Regions from separate parts of the Mus musculus genome. Here region 2 is linked to region 1. The links are chromatin contacts, found by Hi-C or POLR2A ChIA-PET in ENCODE. All regions are on one chromosome and are shown on one strand. Each heading gives the region's core, a stretch centred on a gene start or an enhancer-like site at or near the end of the contact. The rest is flanking DNA. Distances are from core to core; before and after follow the strand shown. Region 1 holds the start of Cabin1 (calcineurin binding protein 1). Region 2 holds the start of Smarcb1 (SWI/SNF related, matrix associated, actin dependent regulator of chromatin, subfamily b, member 1).

The links. A loop is a pair of places that touch in the nucleus more often than their neighbours do. ChIA-PET counts read pairs that join two places held with the same protein, here RNA polymerase II (POLR2A).
Region 2: POLR2A ChIA-PET joins it to region 1 with 10 read pairs in Patski. The contact joins the promoter of Smarcb1 here to the promoter of Cabin1 in region 1. A Hi-C loop is called at or near these places in 1 of 37 maps with a recorded cell type or tissue (mouse trophoblast stem cell). POLR2A ChIA-PET finds 5 or more read pairs at or near these places in 4 of 5 experiments (Patski and embryonic stem cell).

What each region holds. Positions count from the first base shown.
Region 1 is chr10:75,762,207-75,769,307 of GRCm38, reverse strand. It overlaps Cabin1 (calcineurin binding protein 1), which reads left to right and starts at 4,951. Exons shown (of 37, transcript NM_172549.3): 1 at 4,951-5,283. It also overlaps the pseudogene Gm19326.
Region 2 is chr10:75,916,614-75,923,323 of GRCm38, reverse strand. It overlaps Smarcb1 (SWI/SNF related, matrix associated, actin dependent regulator of chromatin, subfamily b, member 1), which reads left to right and starts at 1,710. Exons shown (of 9, transcript NM_011418.2): 1 at 1,710-2,021; 2 at 6,413-6,551. The coding sequence starts at 1,929. It overlaps Mmp11 (matrix metallopeptidase 11), which reads left to right. Exons shown (of 8, transcript NM_008606.3): 8 at 1-102.

The DNA of each region.
Region 1 (7,101 bases), core at 3,702-6,201:
TGAATGGGTGGGAGGGTTCCTTACAGAACAGCAGTGGCTCAGATGTAGATGCAGCACCAGAAAGCCTTCCTCAGCGTGGGTGACCACTTGAGAAGCTGCATGCCCAGAGCTCCCTGAACAATTTGCAGGCTGCTTGGCTGACACAAAGTTCTCTCCCTAGCCACTGTTATTCCTCATATAACTTTGGGAAGGTGTCTCACTCTGCTTTTCTATTGCTGTGATTAAAAAGAAAAACATGGCAAAAAGCAACTTGGAAAGGATTTATTTTGTTTTACACCTTACAGTTGTAGCCTATCATGAAATAAAGTCAGGACCGAAAGAAACCTAACGCAGGAACCTGGAGGAGGCAAGAATTGTAGACAATAGATGATGTCTACTGGTTGTGGTGGTTTGAATAAGAACGTCCCCCACAGACTCATGTGTTTGAATGCTTGGCCTATTGGGAGTGGCACTATTAGGAGGTGTGGCCTTGTTGGAGGAAGTGTGTCACTGTATGGGGTGGGCTTGAAGGCCTCCTATGTTCAAGCTCTGCCCAGTGTGGTACACAGTCTCCTTCTGCTGCTTGTGGATCGAGATGTAGAACTCTCAGCTTCTTCTCCAGCACCATGTCTGCCTGCATGCTGCCATGCTTCCCACCACTGTGATAGTTGACTGAACTTCTGAAACTGTAAGCAAGTCCAATTATACGTTATCTTTTTTTTTAAAGATTTATTTATTTTATGTATATGAGTACACTGTAGCTGTACAGATGGTTGTGAGCCTTCATGTGGTTGTTGGGCATTGAATTTTTAGGACCTCTACTCGCTCCTGTTGGCCCTGTTCGCTCAGTCCCTGACTGCTCCGAATCAAAGATTTATTTATTATTATACGTATGTACACTGTAGCTGACTTCAGACACACCAGAAGAGGGTGTCAGATTATGGGTGGTTGTGAGCCACCATGTGGTTGTTGGGATTTGAACTCAGGACCTTAGGAAGAGCAGTCAGTGCTCTTATCACTGAACCATCTCACCAGCCGATATTATCTTTTATAAGAGTTACTGTGGTCGTGATGCTTCTTCATAGCAATAAAACCCTAACTAAGACACTGGCTTTCTTTTTTCCAACAATAGTTTTTTTGTTTGTTTGTTTGTTTAATTCACTTCACAGTCCCCTTGTCGTTTTTTTTTTTTTTGTTTGTTTGTTTAATTCACTTCACAGTCCCCTTGTCGTGTCCCACTCGACCAGCAAGAAAGACCAACCACCGGTTCTTCTTTAAGCAGTTTACTCAGGCAGCTACTTACTTTAAATCCCCTAGCCTCTCTTGTTACAAGTGTTTTTCTCTCCACTCCAGCCACAACCACGCCCCCACCAATCACCACAGGTCACATCACCTCACCAGGAAGCTTGCTCAGCCAATCAGGGATTAAGGGCAGGCCATCCACCAAACATGGGCTTGTTTACTACCTGGAGCAGACTTCCATCTTGCTGACCAGGAAGTCTGGAATGGCTCCCTACATCCCCTTCTTTTTTTCCTTCCAGTTCCACCCCAAATCTATCCTCCCCTTGCTCCTCCTCTTCTTCTCTCCCCTCTTCCTGGGTACCACACTACCCTGGGACATCTAGTCTTAGCAGAACACACTGGCTTTCTTTACATAACTTTTGTCTGCTCTTTCTTTCGTTTTCTCTCTCTCTTTCTCTGTTTCTTTTTCATGTTTACAATAGACATTTATTTAAAGTGAGACATAGGTAGAGCAAATATTTCTTAAATTGTGATTCAGATTGAAATAACTTTGTAGAAGTATGGTGAGACCAGGCACACCCACAGATCTTATCTAAAAGATCACTTCTTCCCCCACTCCTCTCTCTCCTTTCTTTCCCGAATAACCTCTTTTAGATAGGGTTCAAGGTAGAATTTGTCCTCCTCATATGTTGTCCACTGATCCTTAGGCAAGATCCTATGCCTCATAGTCAGGCTCTCTTAATTCGAAACAGCCTGTCATAAAGGTCCTCAGGAAGCCTTCTTATGGCTTCTTTTACATCTTCAGTTTCATGTAGTGTAGCATCTCGCATTATCCCCAGTTTATTGAATCCTGCAGCGTTATAATACCACTTTCGAAAACCATCCAGCCACTTGCTTGATGCTGCAACAGCAGATTGACCCGCCATTTTGACCTAAGAGTCTTCTGTCTGCTTTCATACACAACCCAGGATCATCTGACTAGTGGTGGCACCTCCCACAACGGGCTGGGTCTTCCCACACCAATTATTAATCAAGAACACACCCTCTAGACTTTTTATAGACTTTGCCTAGAGAGGAATCTGATGGGCGCACTGTCTCAGCTGAGGTTCCTCTTCCCTGGTGACTCTAGCTTGCTTCAAGCTAACAAAGCAGCTAAGCAGGGCGGAAAGAAAGCTGTGCATCTTCTAAGTTTGAGAGGCTGACTGGAGCTCATTTAGTTTCTGAGACTGATAAGCCAACCTCTTCTCTCTACCAGCGGGTGTTGGAATTCTGAGGACACCTGAGGATGGCACTGACATGGACCTCTCAGCGGGAACTCAGCGGGAATGGAAGACAAACAGTCTTACCATATTGAATCTGTCACCCCTACCACATACACTGATATTACCTGTCGGCTTGCATAGAAAGGTCTCTCACTTCTCAAATGTTCTCCCCACCCCAAGGTAGCTCCGAGCTATCTCTCTGTCAATTCTGTTCTGTTTGAGGCTCTGGCATGATCAATATTTCTTTCACCTTTGAACCCTTACCCTGTAGACCCCGGCATGGGGTCTATTTTTCAAGAACCGAGTGATGGAAACTGGATCCAATAAGCATACTATACTATTCGTGCTATATTTGTGGTTTTGAGAATGGCTCTTTCTAGGTGGCCCTGACTGACCTGAATCTGTTGTGTAAAACAGGCTAGCCTTGAACTTGAAGTGATCCTCCTGCCCCAGCTTCCCGAGTGTGCACAGGCAGAAGTCTCACCACCAAGACTCACTGTTTACACAATTTTAATAATTTTTCTTTCTGTTCCTCTACCCTCTTGCAGTCTATACTTTTTTTTTTTTCTTTTATGTATGTGGGTACACTGTCGCTGTCTTCAGACACACCAGAAGAGGGCATCAGATCCCATTACAGATGGTTGTGAGCCACCATGTGGTTGCTGGGAATTGAACTCAGGACCTCTGGAAGAGCCAGTTGGTGTTCTCCAACCTCCAGTCTATACTTTTCTGAAGTCAAAGTTGGTAATATATTTTTTAACCTCTTGGAATATTAATAAGGTTGTTTTCTTTGTACCAGACTGATTGAATTATGCACCATGATTCTTACTGTTAATGTTTTCTTTTTAAACAAGCCTTGCTCCCCCGCCCCCCGCATTTTGTTGTTGTTGTTTGGTTTTTGTTTTTCTACACAGGGTTTGTGTTACCTTGTGTTACCCTGGGTGTCTTGGAACTCACAGAGATCACCTGGTCACTCTGCCTCTGCTTCCCAAGTGCTAGGATTAAAGGCGTGTGCCACCATGCCCAGCTTTAAATAAGTTTTCAAACTCTTACAATATGGGGGAAAAAAGCCGTAACATTCATTGTTAAAAATTTTATGTGAGCTGGGCAGTGTTGGCACACGCCTTTAATCCCAGCACTTGGGAGGCAGAGGCAGGTGGATTTCTGAGTTCGAGGCTAGCCTGGTCTACAGAGTTCCAGGATAGCCAGGGCTATACAGAGAAACCCTGTCTCAAAAAACCAAAAAAAAAAAAAAAAAAAAATTTTAATGTGTTCTTTCAGAGTTCCTGAGTTCAATTCCCAACATGGTGGCTTGCAACCATCTGTAATGGGATCCGATGCCCTCTTCTGGTGTGTCTGAATACAGATATTGTGTACTTACATTCATAAAGTAAACAAACCTTTTTTTAAAAAAAATTATGTGTATGAGTGTTTTGCTTGCATGTATGGCTGTGTACCACATTGTGCAGTTCCAGAAGAAGCCAGAAGAGGGCGTTGGAGATCGTCTTGAACTCTTGAACTGAAATTACAGCCGGTTGTGAGCTGTGCCAATGCTGGTCTTCAAACCAAGGTCCCCTGGAAGAGAAGCCAGTGCTCTGAACTGCCAAGACGGCTCTGCAGCCCCTTAGTGTTATTTAAATCATTCTTGTGGGATACTTTGCCACCAGGGATTCCAGCAGTGTGGAGCTCCTCCCTAAAGGGTTGCATCAACTCCCAAAATACTAACCTCTCCTTATCAGGTTTTTCTGCTCAAAAACCGGTAAACTTCTCTGACACGTTTCTTAAGCGGGTCTGCTCCCCCGCCCTTTGGTTTTTAAATCATTTGCGTTTCTAAGTCGTTCATGTATCTAATCCCTGCTCTTGGGAGACAGAGGCAGGCTTATCTTTGTGAGTCGGAGAGCCTGTAAATACGGAGTTCCAGACCAGGCAGAAGAGGCGAGGCCTGGGCACCATAACAAGTTCCAGCTCCCTATCTAGTTCTGCTTGCGTGTCGCTTGGGTTTCCAATCATTATCGTCAGAACACCTGCTCCGGGTCTTTGGCAGCAATGCGCTTGTTTTAGTGAATGGGGGGGGGGGGGGTTCTAGTTTGTAAACTCGCGTTCATAAAGCGTGCGTGCAAGTGGTAGTATGTGATGGCCAGTAACCTTAGCAAGCCGGAGTCCGAAGCCGGAGGATAGCCACGAGTTCGAAGCTAGTTTGGGCTGCACTAGTGAGACACTGCTTAAAACAAACCAGACCAAAATAAAACACAATAGCAACAACAAAACCAAAGCAAAATAAAACAAAACTGTTAAGTCCTGCAGGTAGCGGAGCGCAGCAGCAGCAGGCAGCAGCGTTCCCACGCGCGCGAGTCAAAGACACAGCGCACAGCGAACCCGTGGGTCCGCCCAAACAGCCTACTCCGATTGGCTGATAAGGCTGACACTTCAGCCAATGAGAGCGTTCCTTGTTGGTTTGTCGCGCGCAGGAGTCTGGGAGCTCCGGCCGTTGCCCTGGAGACGCCGGTCGAGTTCCGGGGAGCAAGGGCTGTGTGTGTCTGCTAAGTGTGCGCACGGCTCCCGTGAGCGCGAGGAGGTGGAACCACGCGAGAAGACCCGCTCTTCCCCTTCCTCCCGGGCGCGGTGGGCCGAAGCCAGGCTCGAGACCCGAAGGCACGGGCGCGGGTCTTCTGCCCACGCTGGCTTCTTCTCGCTTCCCGCAGCCTCGCCCGGTGGCGCCTAGGGTGGGTCACAGTGACCGCAGCTCGAAGCCATCCCTTTCGGTGCGTCCTTTCGTTCACCTTCACCGCAGCCCAGCGAGGTGAGTGTGATGTGAGTACCATTTCCAGGGGTGGAAACTGAGGCCGAGGGAAGGTTTTAAACGACTTTAAAGTTCCGGTGCGGCTTACCCCGACTGCAGCCATTCTGCTCAACACCCTCCATGGAGGAGGCAGGTAGAACGACTTCACCTGGCGCTGTCAGGTTTCTGCACTTGTGGACTTTGCCGCTTAACTCTTCAAGACGTGACTTCTTATAGGTCATCAGTGTGGCCTATTGAACCTCATCTGGGTAAAGTTCCTTCTATGTGATTGATTAATTTGCTTAGGAATAAAATTTAGAATGATCTCCTTCAGGGGTTGGCACACTCTTGTAGATAGATTTATATTTTATGTTGTAAATTTAATTTAAAAAAAAACAATACTTTTAATGGTAAGTGTTTTAGATTTGGGGTGGCTGTTCAATTGTTTCATTAATAAAGTCAAAGACAATATATGAGACAGTGTGTCACTATAATTTTATTTATAGATACTGAAAGCTGAATGGAAATAATTTTTATGTAATTGTCATGAATCAAGAGGTTGGTTGGTTGGCTGGTTGTTTTCCTCATTAGAAATGTAAAAAAGAAAAAAAAATCCTCCTTTCGGGCTGTATAATAGCAGTGGATGGTGAACCTACAGGCCATGTCTAGACCAGCATGTCACATCATAGAGGAAACAGGCATAGAGAGGGGCATTTATGTTAAGTCAGTCTCTCACACACAGTTCTACCATAACCTCAAGACTGCCAGAAGTCAGGTGTCATAGTTAGGGTTTTACTGCTGTGAACAGACACCATGACCAAGGCAAGTTTTATAAAGGACAACATTTAATTGCGGCTGGCTTACAGGTTCAGAGGTTCAGTCCATTATCATCAAGTCGAGAACATGGCAGCATCCAGGCAGGCATGGTGCAGGAGGAGCTGAGAGCTCTACATCTTCATCTGAAGGCTGCTAACAGAAGACTGACTTCCAGGAAGCTAGGACTAGGGTATAAAATCCCACTCCCACAGTGACACACCTCTAACAAGGCCACACATCCAAATAGTGCCACTCCCTGGGCCAAGCATATGCAAACCATCACACTGTGTGTAATGGTGTGTGTGCCTTTAATCCCAAGCACTGTGGAGGCCGAGACAGGTGGAACAGAGCAAGTTCCAGGATAGTCAGAGCTACACAGGGAGACCCTACCTTGAAAACTCCCTTATCCCTGACAAGAAAAATTGCCAGGCTCCTAGACCCTAGTAGGCCCCTTGGTTGCCTTTCACTAACTGGATGGCAGAGCTGAGGGCCATAAATAGCTTTTCTTTACTATGATCTTAAGCAATGGAAACTTCATAGAGTTTGGAAACAGACCTGCTATGTCAGTGCACGCTTTTAATCTCAGAACGCAGGAGGCAAAGGCATGTGTTTATCTCTCTCAGTCTGGTCTATATAGCAAGTCCAGGCCCAGTCAACTGGCACTACATAGATTCTGTGTTTAAAAGAAGAAGAAGAAAAAAAAGGGTAGGGTGGGGGTTAGAAACTTGAGATTTTTTTTTTTTTTTGGAGACAGGGTTTCTCTGTGTAACTCTGGCTGTCCTGGAACTCACTCTGTAGACCATGCTGGCCTCGAACTCAGAAATCCGCCTGCCTCTGCCTCCTGAGTGCTGGGATTAAAGGCGTGCACCACCATGCCCGGCGAAACTTGAGAATTTAAAATGTGTTATTCTTAGAAAACTGCAACAGTTAGGCTGGGAATTGATAAGTGATTATAGATTAAGCATCCTAGTCTGAAAATCTTAATTTCCCCCAAATCCAAAACTTTTGAGTGCAGAGATGACT
Region 2 (6,710 bases), core at 461-2,960, 160 kb before region 1:
AAGCCATGTACATGTGTATACAGTGTATAAAGACTTTTTTAAAAAAACAAAAAACAAAACCCAAAAAAGCCAAGACTGTCATTAAACATGAGTGTTTTCTAAGCGCCTGTCTGTTTTTCTTTGCAATTTGCAGTCAAGATTTGGGAGTAAGGGTTAGAGCCTTTGTGCCCCAAGACTGTTTCCCTGGGGCTAGGACCCATATTTAGAGTCTCTCCTGTCCCATTCCTGAACAAATAGAGGTATACCCACAGTGGCTTTCTAACTGACTGGCTGTCTCAGCAAAAGCAGTATCATTTTATCAGATCATGCCTAACTACTGGGGGTGGGAGCTGAGGGAGGCATGGTCTCATTATACATCCCTGACTGTCCTGGGACCCACAGAGGTCTGCCTGCCTATGACTCTGGAGTTCTGGGATTAAAAGTGTGAGCCACCCCTGGCCCTTAACCCTCTGGTTCCCATGGCTGTGAGATCAGTGGGCAAACTCCTGGTTACCACAGCCTTTCCTAGTTCTTTAACATCTCCTTCATCATGACCCCAGTCACAATTGCAGTCTCATTAGACTGACCCTTATGAAGCTGGCCACTGTTTGTCCTGCTGCTTTCAGAGAAGTGTTTGTATTTTGCACATCCCACCATGCCCCCACCTCCCCTACACTAGGTTGTTAGTCCCTTTGCTCCCATACACAATGTCACTTTTACTTTAATGTTCTGTGGAATACATATTTTATGTATCTAAGGAAAATCTAGAAAGCACAAATGAGAGAAAACGTATTTGTCTTTCTGAGACTGGCCTGATTTGTTTAATATGATATCTTAGTTGCATCCATTTTCCTGAAAACAATGTAATTTCACTTTTGTGGCTGAAAAACAAAAAACACATGTACACACATTTCACACTCTTTTTTGTTTTCTGGGACAGAGTTGCTCAACATATCCCTGACTGTCTTGGAACTGAAGCTAAAAGCTTGCACCACCACACCCAGCCTAGACTACATTTTCTTCATCCATTCCTCTATTGTTGAATAGCTACCTAGGCTAGGCTATAACTTAAGCTCCTGTAATAGTGCTACAATAAACATTAAACATTTTGGAGTCACGGCTCTGTTCAACAGGGGGTGGACTGCTTGGACACGTTCCAGAAGCACTGTCTTCTCTCGGGGCTGTTATGCCCCAAGGCGGGCAGAGGCACAGACCAGGGCTGGGCTTGTGGGCACCAAGCTTGCAGAGGTAAGGAAGGAATGCAAGTGCCTCCTCCCGTTCATCTGGCACATCACCTAGATCTTTGAATAGTACCAACCTCCATCCAGTATTGTCATTCTTCCCATCCCTACTGCCTCGGGAACTGCTGTTGGCCTGGAGTGGATAGCTAGCTATTCCTAACGCACTTTCGGGTGGAAAACCTGAGGCGCTAGCGTGGGGTCGCCATGCCCACCCAGCTTCCCTCGGGCTTCCAGATAGAGCGGTCCTTCTCCTCGCTTAACGTCTCATTTTTTTCCTTCATCCCGGGGCGGAGTGCCAGCTCTGGCTATGCGACTAGGAAAGCTACCGCCTGAGTCAGGGCCTCAGTGGCTATTTCGGTCGCTGAGAGGTTTTCCTCCTTACCCGCCCAGGGAGGAAGCCTAGGAAGCAAAAAAGAACTCGGGTCCCTTTAAGGGCTTGCGGGAACGCGCTCGGCCTTGAGTCGCGCAGGCTGCGGCGCGCACGTTAGCGTCAGCTTCTCCACGCATGCGCACCGAGGGCGGCCTGCTCGTTGCAGAGACGGCCAAGGAGCCCAGTAGTGACACGAGCGCTCGCCCGGTTCGCCCGGCTTGCCCTGCCCGACCTTCACCTCCAGGCCTCCGTTCCTTTCGGTCCGACGCGCCTCGGCCCCGCCCTAGCCCACCGGATTCTTTCCAGCTCGACCCCGGCTGCCGGTTTCCCCCGCCGCCATGATGATGATGGCGTTGAGCAAGACCTTCGGGCAGAAGCCCGTCAAGTTTCAGCTGGAGGACGACGGGGAGTTCTACATGATCGGCTCCGAGGTAGCCCGCGGCGCGTTCTCGGCTTCCCGGGCAGCGGCTGGCCGGCTCGAGTCCCGGGGCGGGCTAGTGCTCCCCGAGAGCGCGCCTCCATTCATCGCGGAGGCGGGCGCGTGCTCGCAGCTGGGGCGTGGCCTGGTGGGCGTGGCCGGTCCCGCCTGGACCGTCCTGGGTTTTCTTTACCCACTTAACGTTGTTCAGACCCTAAGCATCTGTCCTAGCTTAGAGCGTCGAGCCGGTACACTCTAGGCAGATGGGGAAAGGATGTTCGGGAAGCCCCTGGGCGCTTGGAAGTGGAGGTGCAACACTGCCCTTGAACCCTTTGGCAGCTCTCGTGCACCCCACTGCCCCGGTCTCGAAATCTCTACTTGTAAGCCCGAAGCTTAGGAAAGCCTCTTCCCCTTTGTGTTGTTGCTTGCGAGGTGGACTGCAGAGAGCTTTTATGATGTTTAGAAAGTGATTGGACATGTTTGCTTTTGAGTGGATTGAGGCCCTGAGGTCGGAAGCACTAACGTTTTGGAGATCAGTGAACTAATTTTGAGTTTTTATAGGGGATAAATCTGAAGGGTCGCTAACCCAGAACCCAGAGCTAGAAGAGACAGCTTCTGTGCAGTCAGGTGGACAGGGTTCCTTAGGATCGCACCTGTGCGCCAGCCACTACCCTTTTCACAGGGGTCGCATATCAAAGATCCTGCATATTAGGTATTTACATTATGATTCGTAACTGTAGCAAAAATTAGAGTTATGAAGTAGCAACGAAAAAAGTTTATGGTGGAGGGGGTCATTACAACATGAGAAACTGTATTAAAGGGTCACAGCATTAGGAAGGTTGAGAACCACAACCTTAGAAAATCCCTTCAATTAACCCTAGAGACCAGCCAAATCTTTGTGTTTTTTTGTTTTTTTTGTTTTTCTTTTCTTTTTCTTCTTCGAGACAGTTTCTCTGTGTAGCCCTGGCTGTCCTGGAACTCACTCTGTAGACCAGGCTGGCAGAAATGTGCCTGCCTCTGCCTCCTGAGTGCTGGGATTAAAGGCGTGTGCCACCACTGCTCAGCTGAAATTTCTTTCTTTCTACCTTTTTTTTTTTTTTTTTTTTTTTTGGTGCAGATTGTCTATCTCAAACTAACTTCATTCCATCTAAGGGCAACCCCCAACCAGTTTATGTCTCTCCTCCCCTCCTCTCTTTCTTTCTTCCTTCCTTTTCTTTTCTTTTCTTTTCTTTTCGATTTATTTATTTATTTATTTATTTTATGTCTATGAGTACACTGTAGCGGTCTTCAGACACCCCAGAAGAGAGCATCAAATCTCATTACAGGTGGTTGTGAGCCACCACGTGGTTGCTGGGAATTGAACTCGGGACCTTCAGAAAAGCAGTCAGTGCTTTTAACTGGTGAGCCATCTCACCAGCCCCATCCCCCCTTCTTTTTGAGACAAGATCTCATCGTGTAACTGGCTGCCTTGTAGCTCCACTTTGTAGACCTGGCACTTGAACTCACAGAAATCCTCCTGCCTCTGAGTGCCAGGATCAAAGCACTTGGTGTCACTACACCCAGTTTATGTGGCTTATTTTTTTTTCTTTCTTTCTTACTCTTTTTTTGTTTGTTTGTTTATTAAGTGCACTGGGCTGCACCTTTAATCTGAACACTCAGGAGGCAGAAGTAGAGGGTGATTTTGAGTCCAGCCTGGCCTACGTAGTGAGATCTTGTCTTGAAAGGAATAATAATAACAAAAAGATAAAATTCAGATGTGTGAATGTCATCCAGTAGACATGTAACATGTGTAAAGAGGTAAGTGCCCACCCTGGAGAGCTAATGGCATTTCAGACTGCCAGCCGTTACCTCTGGCAGCTATTCAGTGACATACACTCCATTTTATTAGTGTGTCGGTTGAATCAGGTTGTGAGACCAATGTTGTCAGAAACATCCAGACTTAGAGTTTCCGTTTTCACCATCTTCCATTAAACAAAAAACTCAAGCCGCCAAGACTGATCACACTGTCACCTCTGTGCCTCTGTTCCACAGTGGCTGTGCTGGGGACATCTCTCACAGCTCAGAAGGGTCCTTGTTGGCCACTAGGCATTTGCTCAAGTGCAAGGTGTGGTGCGTATGGCAGTTAAGGACTTTAAATAGTCTATGCAGAAGAGTTTCTTCAAAGATGTTTATTTACCTGAACTGACCAGTGAAGGGGTAAATCTGGCCTCAGCCCTAGTTTTGAAAAGAAAATTCTCATGTGGTGGAGAGACTGAAAGACAGCTCCTGGTCAGGTGGGAAGAGCCTCGGGAGGTGTAGTGACAGCTTGCTCTGCCTCCTGACCCTTGCCCTCTTTCTCTGTCTTCCTCAGTTCTCATTTCTCATGCTGGGGAACCTAGAGCCTTGTACACGCTAAGCACATGGTCTTGCACTGAGCGCGCCTTCTTGGCTGGTTTTACTTTTCTTAAGCATCTGAGATGCTTACACTGGAAATCTTGTGTTTTGAGGTCATTGGCACGGCATGGTTTAGGTTTTAGAAAGCTAACCACAACCTTCCTTTGGCCTCTTGACTCTTGGCCTTCCCAGTTGATTGAGAATAGTTATACGAAAACCAAAATGGACAGTTTTCTCACTCTTTGGGGCCTGGCTTTGATTTTGGGAAGAACAGAGGGTCATACAGTACTTTCTGTCTTCAGTTCCTATGGCAGGATTGTATGGATGATGGATGGCCCTCGGTCCCTTTGTCATAGAAAATGAATTCAGTATTCAGACAGATGGGCAGACACAGTAACAGTAGCAGCTGTGTCTGATGTCTGTGGAGCTGCTTGGGGAGGATGCTCTCAGTGGATATGACTGTGCCCCTGTCATCCTGTCATCTGCCACAGGAGAAATCAATGTCCAAGTCCAGAATCTTTATTTAGTATTCCAAAGAGGGCCAAGTGGCCCAGCCTGGTGTTAGGGTTTATGGTACAGGACCCTCGCTGTAGCCATGGGGGACTACTTTGCAGTGCATTCCTTTAGTCCTAGTACCCAGTAGGCCCACCTTTGTCAGTTCAAGGACAGCCTGGTCTATATAGTGAGTCCAGGCCAACCAGGACTATGTAGGAAAAAAATAGCTGATCGTATTGCTAACTTTTTTCTAAATTTGTTTGTTTGTTTTTTGTTTTTTGAGACAGGGTTTCTCTGTGTAGCCCTGGCTGTCCTGAAACTCACTCTCTGTAGACCAGGCTGGCCTCTAACTCAGAAATCCGCCTGCCTCTGCCTCCCAAGTGCTCGGATTAAAGGTGTGCGCCACCACTGCCTGGTGCTAACTTTTTTCTAAATATGAATGGAAACAGTACTTTTACCTTTGGGTGATAATGACCCACAAGCCAAACAGCAACAAGGAGTCTTCAGTGTTCTGTATAGACTGTTTGGCTCTTGGGCTTAACAGCTCTGGCTGTTGGTCATGGAAATCTTTTCTGGAAGGAAAGTGCAGAGACTACTTTCACTTAATAAATGTATGCTAGATACATAGATACGATTAAAAGAATAATAGAAATGATCCTTTCTAAAGCAGAATCCAGACTTGAGGGCTTGGTGTGGCTGTGCGTGCCTTTAATCCCAGTATTCTGTGAGCAGAGGCAGGTCCAGTCCATCTCTGATTCAAGGACAGCCTTGTCTACATAGTGAGTTCTTGGCCAGCTAGGGCTACATGGTGAGAATCTGTCTTAGGGGAAAAATGTCAGGGTTTTTAAGCACTTGACAGGTGAGTAACAAGGCCTAGATTCACTGTCAGAGTGAGCACCTCACACCCATCTATTGGTTGTCCTCACAGTGTGACTCTGAAAATAGCATTTCTGAATAGTCAGTGAGACCGTAGCATATCTTTAAAAAACCCACAGGACAGGCTTCTTATGAAGGCCATATTTACAGTATCACTACAAACAAACTGACGCTGTTACTTGGGGGAAGTCGTGATTTATAGGATAGGCTAGGGATTACTAATATAGTGCTTTTTTTAGACTCTAGAAAATTCTTTGGCATCTCTGGTTTGAGTTTTATTACTAAACAAAGCAACATAGGCAACGGGACAAATTATCTTGCATCTGCCTAAAATTAAAGACTTTTTGGTGTTTATTGGCTTGTAAAAATATCAAAGTCTGCTTCTTAAGATGAAAGAAGGTCACAGGAGTCTTACATTTCAGAACAGTGCCAACATCTCTAGTCAGGTCCGAATCACAAGCTTCTTACTGAGCTCTGGGATCCTCCCTTGGTTCTGAAGTCAGGAGACACAGATGCCAACCAGATGTGCACTGCTGGTGAACCCTTGATGTCAGCAGAATGTGCTTGCTGACAGCCGAAAGCCTGGCGCCTGGAGGCATTGTCTCAGTGTGGTGCTAGGTAGCCCGACCCTCATAATGAGCCTTCTTGCTTTACCCATAGGTGGGAAACTACCTGCGTATGTTCCGAGGTTCTCTGTACAAGAGATACCCCTCACTCTGGCGGCGACTAGCCACTGTGGAAGAAAGGAAGAAAATAGTGGCATCGTCACATGGTAAAAAAACAAAACCTAACACTAAGGGTGCGTCTTCACGAGGGTTTGTAAACCTGTTTCAAAACCACTCGCTTATGTCATGAAGATAAAACGTTTTCACTCCAGTGTCTTCATTGCAGCCTGACCTTAGTTCGGGAGGGAGCATCCTGGGGCGGGCCACCCTGCCAGAGCACACACACCTCAGGT